Regions from separate parts of the Mus musculus genome. Here region 1 is linked to region 2. Evidence: chromatin loops called from intact Hi-C (ENCODE). Cell type or tissue: heart. All regions are shown on one strand. Each heading gives the region's core, and the rest is flanking DNA. Links, peaks and the distances in the headings are about the cores only.

Region 1 (6,641 bases), core at 1,995-4,494, 410 kb before region 2:
ATATCTGCAACCATTATAAAGAGAACCTGAGCCATAGATCTATTATTCTCATCTGTGATATTCATGATTTGCTTGACAAACTCTAGGAGGTCACATCTACAAGATAGAAGACTGTTTTCCCATGCCAACTGGGATGAGAATCTACATCTCTGAAACAATGTCATGTCCATTTATGAAGGTACTTGATTTCCTGGTGGAACATTAGAAGTATATCAAAATAAACTGCTCTTTAAGAGAAAATTATTCTAAGACCCCCCCCCCCGAATCATAACTAGGAAGACTTTATTAAGAAGCATTTAAATACACATAGGGATGACTTTCACTAAAGTTGATGTCTTACTGTTTCATAAACCCATGTAAGGAAAATGTTGGTCCTCCTTAGATGCATAATATTATGGATAAACAGAATCATCTGAGGTGAAGGAATTTGGACTAATCACATGTACATTAACTTTCTGCAAACAAGTTGACCAGATTTCACCTTGGGAGAGTTTGAGAAGGATCCTGATCAGATATGAATGGTGCTCAGATAAAAAATAATTATTGTTTGTATCCCCCTGATTTGTCAGAATTGCAATTAGATGCAAGAGATGATACAAGGATATGGACAGAATTAACAAACACTTGGAACTCTGAATTGAATATGGCCAAGTATTACTGTGCATATATTTATTTTGAAAAAATATACATTTTAATCATTTGTGGACATAATGGTATATTGATTTCTCTGGTTTAAACAGCCTCTACTGTGGACAGAGAAGGGCCTATGTTTAGGAACATCTTACTCTAAAAACTTTTGAAAAGCCATATGAAAATCAACTATTGTAGATGTATATGAAAATAAATTCATAAAAATTTAAATGGAGGAAACCTATAATGAGGGATACAATACTCCAAATAGATATCATTGGTATGCAAATAAACACACTAGTGCTAAGAATGGTTCACATATCTTTGGTATTAGTCAGAATATGGCTTTGTTCATAAACACTGCATATATTATGTTATAGAGTATAAGGACTTCTGGTTTTCCACTGGAAATGTCCTTGCTTCTGCTATAGGGATTATAATGGTAGAAGGTGTTCTGCATGCTTCCTGAGGAGAAAGTCATCATTAATATCACTCTGACACAAAATCTGAGAGATACAAGGTTAACTGCCCTATAAGATATACCTACTAGAGGAATAGTGTCACAACTGTTAGGGCAGTAACCAACTACATTTTACTGGATGAAGGGATCATTCTGTGAAATGGATCCCAAACCTAATATTGTTAATAAGGAAAGTTTAGACAAGATCGGTCACAAGTCTGGGAAAAAAATCTTACTGCTATTATTCTGCTAAAAGTGCATAGCAGAGTCACCAAACCCGGACGCTATTGCAGATACAGGAAAGTGCTTGCTGATGGGAGCCTGACATGGCTGTCTCCTGAGAGGCTCTGCAAGAACCTGACAAATATAGACTTCTGGGTCCCTGAAGAAGGAGTGGGAGAAGGGACTGAAGGAGCTGAGTGTGATTGCAGCCCCATGTGGGGATCAACAGTATCAACTAGCCAGACCCCCCCCCCCCGAAGCTCCCAGGGACTGGACTACCAACCAAAGGGTATACATGGAGGGACCCATGGCTCAGGCTGCATATGTGGCAGAGGATGGCCTTGTTGAATATCAGTGGGAGGAGCGACTCTTGGTCCTGTCGGGGTTCGATGTCCCAGTGTAGGGGAATGCTAAGGCAGAAAGGCAGGAGTGGGTTGGGGAGCACCCTCATAGGGACAGGGATAGGGGGATGGGATAGGAGGCTTCCGGAGGAGAAACCTGGAAAGCTGATAACATTTGAAATGTAAGTAAAGAAAAGAAGGAGGAGGAGGAGGAGGAGGAGGAGGAGGAGGAGAAGGAGAAGGAGGAGGAGGAGAGGAAGAAGAAGAACCAGAAGAAGAAGAAGAAGAAGAAGAAGAAGAAGAAGAAGAAGAAGAAGAAGAAGAAGAAGAAGAAGAAGAAGAAAAGAGGAAGAAGAAGGAGAAAGAAGAAAGAGGAGGAGAAGGAGGAGGAGGAGAAGGAGAAGGAGGAGGAGAAGGAGGAGGAGAGAAAGAAGAAAGAAGGAAAGAGAGAGAGAGGGAGAGAGAGAGAGAGAGAGAGAGAGAGAGAGAGAGAGAGAGAGAGAGAGAGAGAGAGAGAGAGGAAAGGAGGGAGGGAGGGAGGGAGGGAGGGAGGGAGGGAGGGAAAGAAGGAAACAGAATGAATTAAAAATAGGAATGCAGCATCACTGTCTCCTGAGAGGCTTCATCCAGTAACAGAGGAAGGCAGATGCAGTAACTCACAGCCAAACACCAGACAGAGCCCAGGAAGTCTTGTGGAAGAGTGTAGAATAGCCATTTACAAGTCGGATAGGTCAAGGACAACATAAGAAGTCCCACAGAGTCAACTGGCCAGGGATCATGGGGCCTCACAGAGTCTTGACCACCAAAGAGGGAACTGCAGGATCTGGAGAGAGACTATCTACTCATCTTTAGCAAAAGTACAGCTTGATCTTCATGTTGGTCCCCTAACAAGTGGAGTTTGTGCTGTCTCAGTCTCTGCTCCTTGCCACTGGTTACCACATCTGCTACCTGGGCTGCCTGGTTGGTCCTCAGTGAGATAGGATGGGCTAGGACTAGATGTACCAGGTGGGGTGGTACTCAAGGTAGGTCTCCCCTTCTCTGAGGGGAAAGGAGGGGGTATTGGGGAAAGGGGTTTGTAAGGTTGAGATTGGGGGGAGAGCTGTCATCAGAAGGTAAAGTGAATGAAAAAAAAATCCCCTTCTCCTCATAGAAGGCAAGGGAGTAATGGAAGGCCCATTTGTGATGGTGGGACTGGGAGGAAAGAAAGAAGGGGAGCTGTGATCTGGATGTAGAATGAATAAATAAAACTAGGAAAGAGGATAGCATTTGAAATTTAAATGAAGAAAATATCTAATAAAAATAAATATTAATAAATGAAAAACAAAATAAATAGAAAGTCTAAACAGAGAAAGGAGCTGAACAGAGCCTTCAGGGATATACAATAATACAGGAAAAGCTGATGCCACTACTTGATTTTTTTTTTCAAATTCTGTAAAATAATCTTTTGTGACCATCATGAAATATTCTTTTCTATCTCTACTACATTTAGTAACTTCTCAATTAGTCTTGGCTTTTATGTACATTAGGAAGATTAGTATAAAGGGTCCATATGTATCATGTATTTCTTCCCTGACCTGAGGAAGCCAGAAAATGAAAACAAATCTATTAACAAATCAAATATTGTATCTTTTTGCCATATGATATGATACAAAAATTAGAAAAATGTGCTAGCTGTTATTTTAGATAATTTATCTCTTAATTGTTCCTCATCTCAATACTGGTGAAATATAACCCATCAGGATTTGTATTCGGAAAAACACTAAACCAAAAGAACTAGCCAAATATTCCCACAGAGAAATCAGTAGGGCATTACATTCCAAAGTAGGAGGATGGACTGCATACGATTAATATTTAGTGTTCGGAGATATCTCAAAGAGTAAATCCTTTCAAATATCTCCTGGTACTGGTTGCAAAACAATGTTGTATCTCTGAGATCCCCAGGATGTGTCCTGAAAACTGTAAATATTAGAACTTCCAGTTGATGCCTGTGTTACCACAATGAAGAGTGCTAAGTAACTGGTGCCTCTAGATGGCAGCACAATTTAATTTCCAAGAGAAAAGCAAAGAATTTCAAGAGATCCCTAACAGCAGGCCATTTGCTTTTTGTTTTAGAGTTTAGCCTTAAACTTCACTTTCCTCTTTGAATCACTGTCTACTAAATATTCTAATGCGGTCCAGCTGTGTTCCACCCTGAAAGAAGGAAACAGAATATCCGAGGATCTGTGTTCTCACAGGATCAAACCATAGTAGTGGACTAAACACAAAATAGAATGTACTGACTAAGTCCAAACCAGGCATGGTAACCAAACCCCCGATTATAAAGTGTAGGGTAAAATACAGTTCAGCTTTGCTAGGAAACACAATCAGCAAGCAAAATACCAGTATAATCTCTTACAAAGTCTACTGTATAGGCTGTCTAATTTTCTCAGACAAGGTTAACAAAATAATGTTTCAAAGTCCACAGAGGAAGCTCTCACCCACTCCAGAGATACAGTCTGAGATTATATCTCAGAAAGAGCCTGAGGTAGGAGTGCCTGAAGGCTTAATCCAGTCACCAACACAGCCAATCCAAAAGAGGCCAGAGTTGAGGGGTGGGCCAACTATTTAGATATTTGGGATTTAAAGCCAGAGAGAGGTGTTGCTGGGATAGGTCCAGAGACTTCAGCAACTTTTGAAGAGTTGAGTCTGTGGAGTGGATTGAGGCAGAGGCAGTCACCTCAGGTGAGATCATGCCCCTACCAAGGCAGAATCTGAAGTGGCCATGAAGGGGAGACAGAAAGAAAAAAAGAGGGGGGGGAGGGAGGGAGGAAGGGAGGGAGGGAGGGAGGGAGGGAGGGAGGAAGGAAGGAAGGAAGGAAGGAAGGAAGGAAGGAAGGAAGGAAGGAAGGAAGGAAGGAAGGTATTAAAGGTGCTTGCCACCACTGTCTGGCTTCTATGATTTTCCATAGGACACTATTCTAATGGAGGTAGTGGCCATGGAGTTTGGTTGCATAATCCCACGTATAGGACAGAAAGATTCCTGTGATTCTTCCCAAATCCTAATAGAAGACATCATACAATTTTTTATTTAAGCAACAAGAGTTTAAGACAAGCTCAATACCTACTGTAGATAAGGAAGAGATAGGATGTGTGGCCTGAACTTTGCCATCAATGTAAAATTAGAATCCAATATCAAATAATAGAAGCTTGTCTGAGTAGAGATCATGAGTTAGTGATATCCTAAGTTCATGGTTTGTTGTTGTGGTTTTTGTTATTGTTTTTCTTTCTTCTCTTCTCTTCTCTTCTCTTCTCTTCTCTTCTCTTCTCTTCTCTTCTCTTCTCTTCTCTTTTCTTTTCTTTTAAGCTTCTGAATCTCACGGATAGGTAGATCTTTCTGAATTAGTAACATACAGTACACCATGGGCTCTTCAGTTTTCATTGAATCTCATAACCACCAGTGAATGATTTAGATCAAACATATCCTTAGCCTTTTCCATAATCTTGGAAATGTATTTGGAGGTATAGTTCAAAGAATTTTATCAACTAATGGCTTCTTTTTGCAGAAAAGAGAGAAAAGGGCATTTTTAAAAGTCTGTGTGTAGCTATATCTTAAGTTTTCTCCCCTCTCCAGGTACTTGAGACATGGCTGCTGTTGTCTTCATAGCCTTCCTGTATTTGGGAGTGGCCTCAGGTGTTCCAGTACTTGATTCAAGTTTGGATGCTGAATGGCAAGACTGGAAGATAAAGTATAACAAATCATATAGCCTGGTTGGTAATGTGAAAACTGTCCAGAAGGGCCTAAGAGTGAATTGTCATTGCTGTTGCAAGTGTTAAAGCACATGAGATGTCACAGTTCCATGCCCCCCCAAAAAAGCCCACCACCATTAAGAACTTATCTAATCACAACCACTGGTAGAACAGGGTGGTCAGATTCCCCTTGGTAGATGCCTGGATATAGGGTTTTTGATCCCTCTCTATGGACTCTATTCACCTGCAGCAGCTAGTCCACAAGGGCAGATTAAGAAGGAGTTTAATCAGAAAGAATAATACTCATTACACTCATTTCTAGAAGGAAGAAAAACTGAAGAGAGTGGTTTGGGAAGAAAAATTGAAAATGATCAAACTACACAACAGGGAGAACAGCCTGGGTAAGAATGGCTTCACCATGAAAATGAATGAATTTGGTGACCAGGTGAGTGTGGCATGGATTGCTTCACACTGTGCTCTCATTAGTACTTTATAAGGTGGTTTTTTTTAATAACTATGTACTTCTCCTTGAAGACTGATGAAGAATTCAGGAAAATGATGATTGAAATTTCAGTTTGGACTCACAGAGAGGGGAAAAGTATCATGAAACGGGAAGCTGGCAGTATTCTCCCCAAATTTGTCGATTGGCGAAAGAAAGGATATGTGACTCCTGTACGGAGACAGGTATGAAGGTGTTACATTCCCATCCTCTTAAACTGTGTTGAAAAGGTAAAAGAGTTGGTGTTTTGTGTGCACATTAAGTGTGGAGTAATATGCCATTCATTTTTTAATAATATTTTTTCTTCTTAGAATACTTCATATATTTTAAATGTATTTAATCCTAGAAATATATTACATATACTCCCTATTAATGTCCACCTATCTTTCTAAGGAACTTGTGTCCCCTTTTATTGCCCTTAATAACTCACAAAACAAGTAGTCCCTTTCAAATGTTCATGTATATGGCCATGACTAGAGCATGAGCAAACTGCCAGTAGTAATGTCTTTTAGGAGTCTGATATCTCCAAGGAATCAATCAATTGACATTAAATAATTTTCAAGCAGTAATAAGTTTTCTAACTTGTTGCCAGGTTGTTATTTATCTATGACAACCCTTTCTTCCCTATTCAGGGAGATTGTGATGCTTGTTGGGCATTTGCTGTGACTGGTGCCATAGAAGCACAGGCAATCTGGCAAACGGGCAAACTCACCCCTCTGAGTGTGCAGAACCTGGTGGACTGTTCTAAACCTCAAGGCAACAA
Region 2 (6,641 bases), core at 1,921-4,420:
TGAAGCACCTCTGGCGATGATCAGCACACAGCAAGGGACAGAGAGGTAGCGTTTCCTTGGTGGCAGCTCCGGTCTGACTCAGATGATTCAACACACCCTCTTCTGCAAAAGGCACTCACATATTGTCTGTTTATAAATCATACAGTGGGGTCCAAGCATGGGAGTCTCTCCTACAAATATAAAAGAGATAAGCTGAGGGGCTGGTACAGCAGAGAAAAGGATAAGAAATACACATTATGGATAAATGTGTGTCTTTCTTTCTTTCCTTATTTCTTCCTTTCTTTTTCTTTTTTTTTTTTCTTTTTTGATAAGGATAATCAATAAAGGAGTTAAATTGTTTTCATCGAAAAGTTTGGAATCTCAATAAAATTATCAGTAATAAGCAAGGTATTAGAGGACAAGAGATGGAGTCCAAAACACTGACAGGAAGGGCTCTAGCATCCCAAATGACCAAAGTGAAGGATACGGTCTGCTCTTGACTGGGGGATGTGTGACAGGGAGGGAGATGGAGATTGGGAAGCAGAGGACGGGGTGGAGGGTGTCTTCAGGAGCATAAAGAATGTGTGGGAATCTGCCCTGAGAAGGGTGCACTGCCCCCTCCCCTCCCCTCCGCCCTTGCATCTCAGTCCATAAAGACCCTACCCAAGCCAAGGCTGCCCTCACCGGGACACCACTGAGCTAATGGAATTGTAGGACGTGCCACTGTTACAGCTTGAGGCATAGGCCTCCTGGCCATTGCCATCAAGGTTGATCTTGAACACAGAGGAGGCCTTCAGTAAAAAGTCCGCAGCATCCCGGCGCCCCAGCTCCCGAAGTTTGGATATAAGGATGCCCACCGTGCTCTCAGGGTAGGAGGTCCATTCCTGTAGCAAGGCATGCACTGGGCTAGGGAGGAAATCCCTAGAAGCCCTGTTGTTGACGTTGTGTTTGGCCACCATGTCTGGGAGGCCCAAGTTCATGGCCAGAAGGCACCAGTCCTTCCCCATGGGGTCGGGTGGGTCAAGCAGGCGACTCAGTTTCCTCCGGGTCAGGAGACTCAGGTCTGACGCATGGATATCCATGCCAAGACTGGCCTGTGAGTAGACGTCATGACACCCAAAGCACGTGATGCTGCTGAAGCTCTCCTTGTACCCACCCATGGTGTTGGTAAGGGAACTCTCTTTCAGGGTCTGCGCACGGAAGAAGTCCCGGGGCTGATAGACCATGACCGGTTCGTGGTGCTCCCTTAGCTGCTGGGGGCTCAGGTAGTGCTTCACCGTCAACAACCCTGGCAAGGTGGTGGCCATGACGGTCTCGATGGTGCTGCACACCGAGTCCAGCAGCAGGCAGCACTTAATCTTCTCCGTCTCCAGGCCACGCACCTGTACCTCGATGCCCTGACCGTGATTGACCAGCAGCACCAGCAACTCAGCCCCGCGGTTGGCGATCCTGCAGCCGCTCACCCACAGACGGATGTCCGCATCACCCTCCGCGCTTTGCTGGTGGATCCATCGGCACAGGTTGACCTGAACTTTGTGAAAGATGCCACAGGGGAAGGGGGTGAGGTGCTCTACAGGGACAATGCGCACCCCACCGTACACCATCACCTCATCCTCCTCATCCGCCCAGGAGCGCTGCAGGCTGTCTGTTTTGATCAGAGCAGGGATATCCACCATAGTCCCACTACTCAGGTCTCGGGCGCAGATGTCCATGGCATCCAGTATCTGCAGCAGCTCCTCCACGTCACTGTCTGGGACCAGACGCTGGATGTCTTCCATGGTGTAGCGGCCCCGGTAATGGTGCAGGGCTCGGGGCGTCTCCACAGACAGCAGCTTCCCCAGGACGTTGGTGCAGAGCCATCGAGGATCCAGCAGTAACACGTCCTGCACTGTCTCACTCTGCATGATGTTTATCTGCCAGAGGGGGACAACTCAGAGTCATCAGACAGAAAGGAAACCCAGGCCAAAGGCACTCATAACCCAGAGCTCAGCGGGGGAATCCCAAGAAGACTCAGTGAGGGACGGATCCATGGCCTCAGTCGGAGAGGATGTGACAGTGTGGATTGGTTCTGGGAGGAGGGGGCCCAGCTCCCCCTTCTTGGAGAAAGGGAAAGGAGAATGGGAGGCGGGGCTTGTGAGGGTGGGGCAAGGAGAAAGGGGCTGCGATTGGGATATAAAGTAATAAATTATTAATTAACGGAAAAACAAAAACAAAACAAAACAAACAAACCAGACCCCTGATCGACACTGGTTCAGGAATGTCAGAGGAGAGTTTCTCAGAAGCAAATTCCCATAAAGGTAAAAATTGAAAATATGTTAAAGATAGAAACAAGAGCAACCAACCAAAGCAATAAGCAAAAAAAATGAAGGGAGACTTGGAAAGGAGGAAAGATGAGAGAATGAAAAGGTTGGCTTCTGATGGAGTCTGAGGTGGAATCTAGAAGAAACACACACACACACACATACACACTCACACACAAATGAATAAAAGCAGCTATCAAGAGAGATTTTCAGGGTAAACAGAAACTCCCATGAGAAGACAGTAAGCTTCCCCACTGTCCTGAGTCAGGCTGTTTCTGAGTTGTGGACATGTGTTTTATTGAGTTCTGTGTGAGAACAATCTTGTCTATGGAGAGAATGGTTTATGGGTAATGGCACAAAATCAACGAAAAGGATGAGAGAAAGGACACGAAGGAATCAAAATGCAAATAATCAGTCAATGTCAGCTGAGATTTGAGGACACGAGGATTCATAGTAGTGTCTGTAGTTTGTCTGAGACAAGGTGTCACTATGTGGTCTCAACTGGACCTCGTCTTTCTGAGGGCTAGTCCCATGACACACGTAATTCATGGCAATGGAATCCCCACCCCCAAAATGTTCAGGATATTGTAACTACCATACCAATAAAATGTAAAGTTTAAGTCACTTACTTTTTAAAAATATGATGTAAGGTTTTTTGTTTTTTAAGTTTGCCCCTGTGATGAACAGGGGCAGTTGAACCCTTCACCTGAAAGAGGGAACACCAGACAGCGACCAGTGTATCTATTTATTTAACAGAACAAAAGTTGGAGGAGGAAATGTGAGAAGAAAACAAAACTGAGATAGAAATCGCTTTTTCCTTCTGGGCCCTTTCAGGATATTCCATGAATTAAAGTTCTCTTGAGCGGACTTTCCCGGCAGGGGGCTCTGGTGCCACCTGCTGGCCATGGCACTCTACTGCCTTCATTTTTAAGCCTCAGAGGTAACTTCCCCAGGAGATGGTCCACTTTCTCCAAGGCATTGACTCAGTGGATCCCCCTTTGCCACTTCAAGCTAACTATTGCTATTTCTTTATGGTCGATAAGAACAAAGCTTGACCCGTGGAGGAGGAAGCTAAGGAGCTGCAGTTCTTAACCAGGCTCCAGCTGTGCAGAACTGGTCCACATCGCTGACGCTTCCTTTGCTCTTCCCTCTTTCTTCCAATCTTTATTTCTTAAAGTCTCCTGCTCAAGGAGAGAGGGAATGTGATATGACTATTAAGAAGGTTATATGTCATAGCTTAGAAAAATGTCTGGTCAAGACCTAGTAGGTAAGAGAATCCTGTCAAAGGAGAAAGCTTATTTTTATGGGGAAGACACCTTTTTGTTTCTGGCTTTGGCTCCACCGGTCTCCTTCCTTGAATTCAGCTGCTTTATAGTACTGCTAGTCAGTCAGCCAATCAGCTGGCAGTAGACTTGGAGTTTAAAGGCTGACATCACTGCCTGAGGTCCTTCTGGGCCACTAGCTCTAGCTTGAGTATTAGTTCCAAAAAATAAACAACAAAATAAAATTAAACAAGATAAACAATAGGCTTTGAGCTGGCACCCGAAACCAACAAACCCAGCTTCTGGTTTTCAGGATTCTCAGAACTGCTTTTAATTGTTAATAATCACAGCTGCTGCTCTTGGCCCAGCCTAGTCCATGCAGCCACTTGACTTCATAGGAGGAAGGAGGGAATGGCTATGCCACTTCTGGGGACAGGCATACAATGCATTAAAACAGAGCTTCCATGCTGGAATAAGTCTTCCACAACCAAGAGCAAAGACTCCAATTTCTGTCATTTTTGGTGGGTGTTGCTTGCTGAGGGGGGTCATTAAATGCATGGTCCTGACTTAGGGGCACCATGCACATGGGAGTGTCTTACTGTCCACAGTCCACATCGGAGTGTCTTATTATCCACAGAGACCATCGCCATGAAGACTGCTTGTGGAACTGTCTCAGTATTTGTCAACCCAGGACCATTTCTGGAGCCAGAGCTGCTCAGTTACCTCAGAGCAGCCAGCCTAAGGCTGCCAGGAAGAACAGGGAGGTAGAGGGTGTCTGAGGGGACAACAGAGAGGTAGTAACTCAAGACAAGAATAACTAACTAACTAACTAACTAACTCACTGACAGGATCTAGAAGACATCAGCAAAACAAACAAACACACAGATAAACCAGCACAGCAGACCTAAGGCAGACATACATGGGCAATAGTTGTTCCACCTGATGCGAGGTTTGCACACATCTCAGTTCTAATAATGCAACTGGTAGCCTGAGACCCTTATCTGAATGACCTGTGCACACACACAACACTCCAAACAATGCATGTAGCTGCCTGTTAACATCCTAACATCCTAGGACCCCAACCTCCATCAAGCTACACACACACTTTCTTTCTCTCTCTCTCTCTCTCTCTCTCTCTCTCTCTCTCTCTCTCTTTCTCTCTCTCTCTCTTACACACACACACACACACACACACACACACACACACACACACACTGGAACCAAGTTTCTCCTCCTTGTAACAACCAAAAAGCCTTCCTTTCAAGTTCTTGAATAAAAGACCCCAAACCCTGAAACACCCAGCCCAGACTCTGAGCTAACACTAAGGAGGAGAGGAAGAGAGCAGAAATTCCGTATGACTTGGCAGGATGAAGAGAGCCTCCTATGATGAGATATTATACGTAGCAGGACCCTTTGGCAGGCAGGGCTCACCCACCCCCAGGCCTCACCTCGCCCGTGCTGTGTAGCTGTTGTGCAATGCGCCTGAGGTCATCCTCAGAGGCCAGGGGGTTCAGCTGGTCCTGCACGTCATACACAAACTGCTGCAGCGACATCAGCTGGTTTGGCCCGTTGAGCTTCCGCCAGGAGGGCAGCGTGGAGATGATCTTCTCGCACAGGTGAGTCATGGGCGAACACCCCTAGACACACAGGTGGGACAGGTTAGCCACTGCACAACTGTGAAGCTCTAAGAACCGTGAGCGACGGTATTCATCCACGCAGCACATACCCGGAGGAAGAGGGGAAGAGATTGGCGATTTACTGGCTCAGTACTGGGTTAATGACTAGTGTTGTCTTTAGGCAGGGAGGGGGTGGTAGTGATCTTATGTGCAAGAGATGAACAGTCCTTGCAGCTATATTTTAGGAACTAGGAACTCAGCTAACGTTCACCGGTGCCTAATGCTTCACTCATACCTCCCCTGCCTCCAGCTTCTATCTCTACTCCCTTCCTCCCTCCTCACGAGTTAGGTAATCATCTTAGTCAGAAACAGTAAGGTTATGCAGAGTGAGGCAGAAAAATGAGAATTTTATCAACGTCAGAGTGGATTCACAGGATCCGCTGATGCAGTATCATTAGACCAATAGTTAGCAATTGGCTTAAAATTGGTGTTTTACCTATCAAGGTGATAAAGCAGGCCAGCATATACTTCACAGTCCTATAATTCCACACGATCCTAATTGGGAACCGTCTAGGCATCACATCATTAATTACACAAAATTCTTCTTATGTCACCTTAACTCAACTCCTTACTTTATAAAAAGCAAAGCTGGGGAGAGGGGGCCAAAGAGATGGCTCAGGGGTTTAGAGCACTTATTATTCTTTCAGGGGACTGGGCTCCATTCTCCACTCCAGCATCAACATGGTGGCTCATAACCTTCCATAACTCCAACTCCAGAGATCTGGCATTCGCTTCTGATCTTTGTAGACACATACATATATGCAGGCAAAACATTCACATGCATACAATTTTTAAAAATGAATAAAAAAATTTTTTAAAGGCAAAACTGTCAAGGATGGAGGCCATTCATTTAGGGCATCACCTGGAGGGGAGTGGGTCTGCAAAGAAGCTGGCAAGGCCACGGTCAAGCCTGGGAAATTCAAAGGCTCCCAGTTGCCTGAGGGACAGGCATTTTGATCCAGATCTGGAAGGAGACCCTGGCTTCTTCGCTGAGTATTTGTCCCCATGTCACATCTTGCTGACCCTGTGGGACCAAGTCTGCCAGACCACTCCCTATCACAACTGAGAAATCATGCTGTGCCAAGAGGAAAGCAAGGGTCTGTGAGACACAGGGGTGGTGTGTTTGCCAGGTCTGGGTCTTCTGGGGATCCTGAAAGCAAACCTAGAGCAAGGGCTCATGACAGAGGCCTGGGTGTTTCCCAGCACAGAGTACAAGGTGGCCCCACCTCAGGAGAGAGAGCTGCACCCTTCACTCAGGACAAAGGGAACCTCCTGAGGCTGTTCAGCCTTTCCAGTCACAGTGCTCTTTATCCCTCTAGCAGCCTTGGTCTAGGGAATCCTCCATCCCCCACATGCACTGGCATCTGCCCTCACCCAGGTATCACTTTATGCTGCATGACTTTCTTCTGATGAGGAAAAAAAAA

The links. Hi-C counts contacts between places; a loop is a spot of excess contacts. Peaks named below come from ENCODE experiments on the same cell type or tissue, not always from the same donor. Only the 100,000 strongest peaks of a DNase experiment are listed, where the experiment ranks them.
Region 1: it touches region 2 in a loop (3-fold over the local background); 2 of 42 quality-filtered maps call a loop at or near these places.

Annotation. Positions count from the first base shown.
Region 1 is chr13:61,161,864-61,168,504 of GRCm38, reverse strand. Ctsr (cathepsin R) reads left to right here and starts at 4,317. Exons shown (of 8, transcript NM_020284.1): 1 at 4,317-4,374; 2 at 5,264-5,400; 3 at 5,702-5,824; 4 at 5,914-6,063; 5 at 6,511-6,641. The coding sequence starts at 5,275. In heart, for the core only: no CTCF peak of the experiment used is centred there; no DNase peak of the experiment used is centred there.
Region 2 is chr13:60,755,886-60,762,526 of GRCm38, reverse strand. It overlaps Dapk1 (death associated protein kinase 1), which reads right to left. Exons shown (of 26, transcript NM_029653.3): 25 at 4,990-5,178; 26 at 1-1,892. The coding sequence ends at 660. Among named protein-coding and RNA genes, the nearest start is that of BC051665, 27 kb to the left of the region's middle. In heart, for the core only: a CTCF peak has its summit at 3,183 (motif pointing left); no DNase peak of the experiment used is centred there.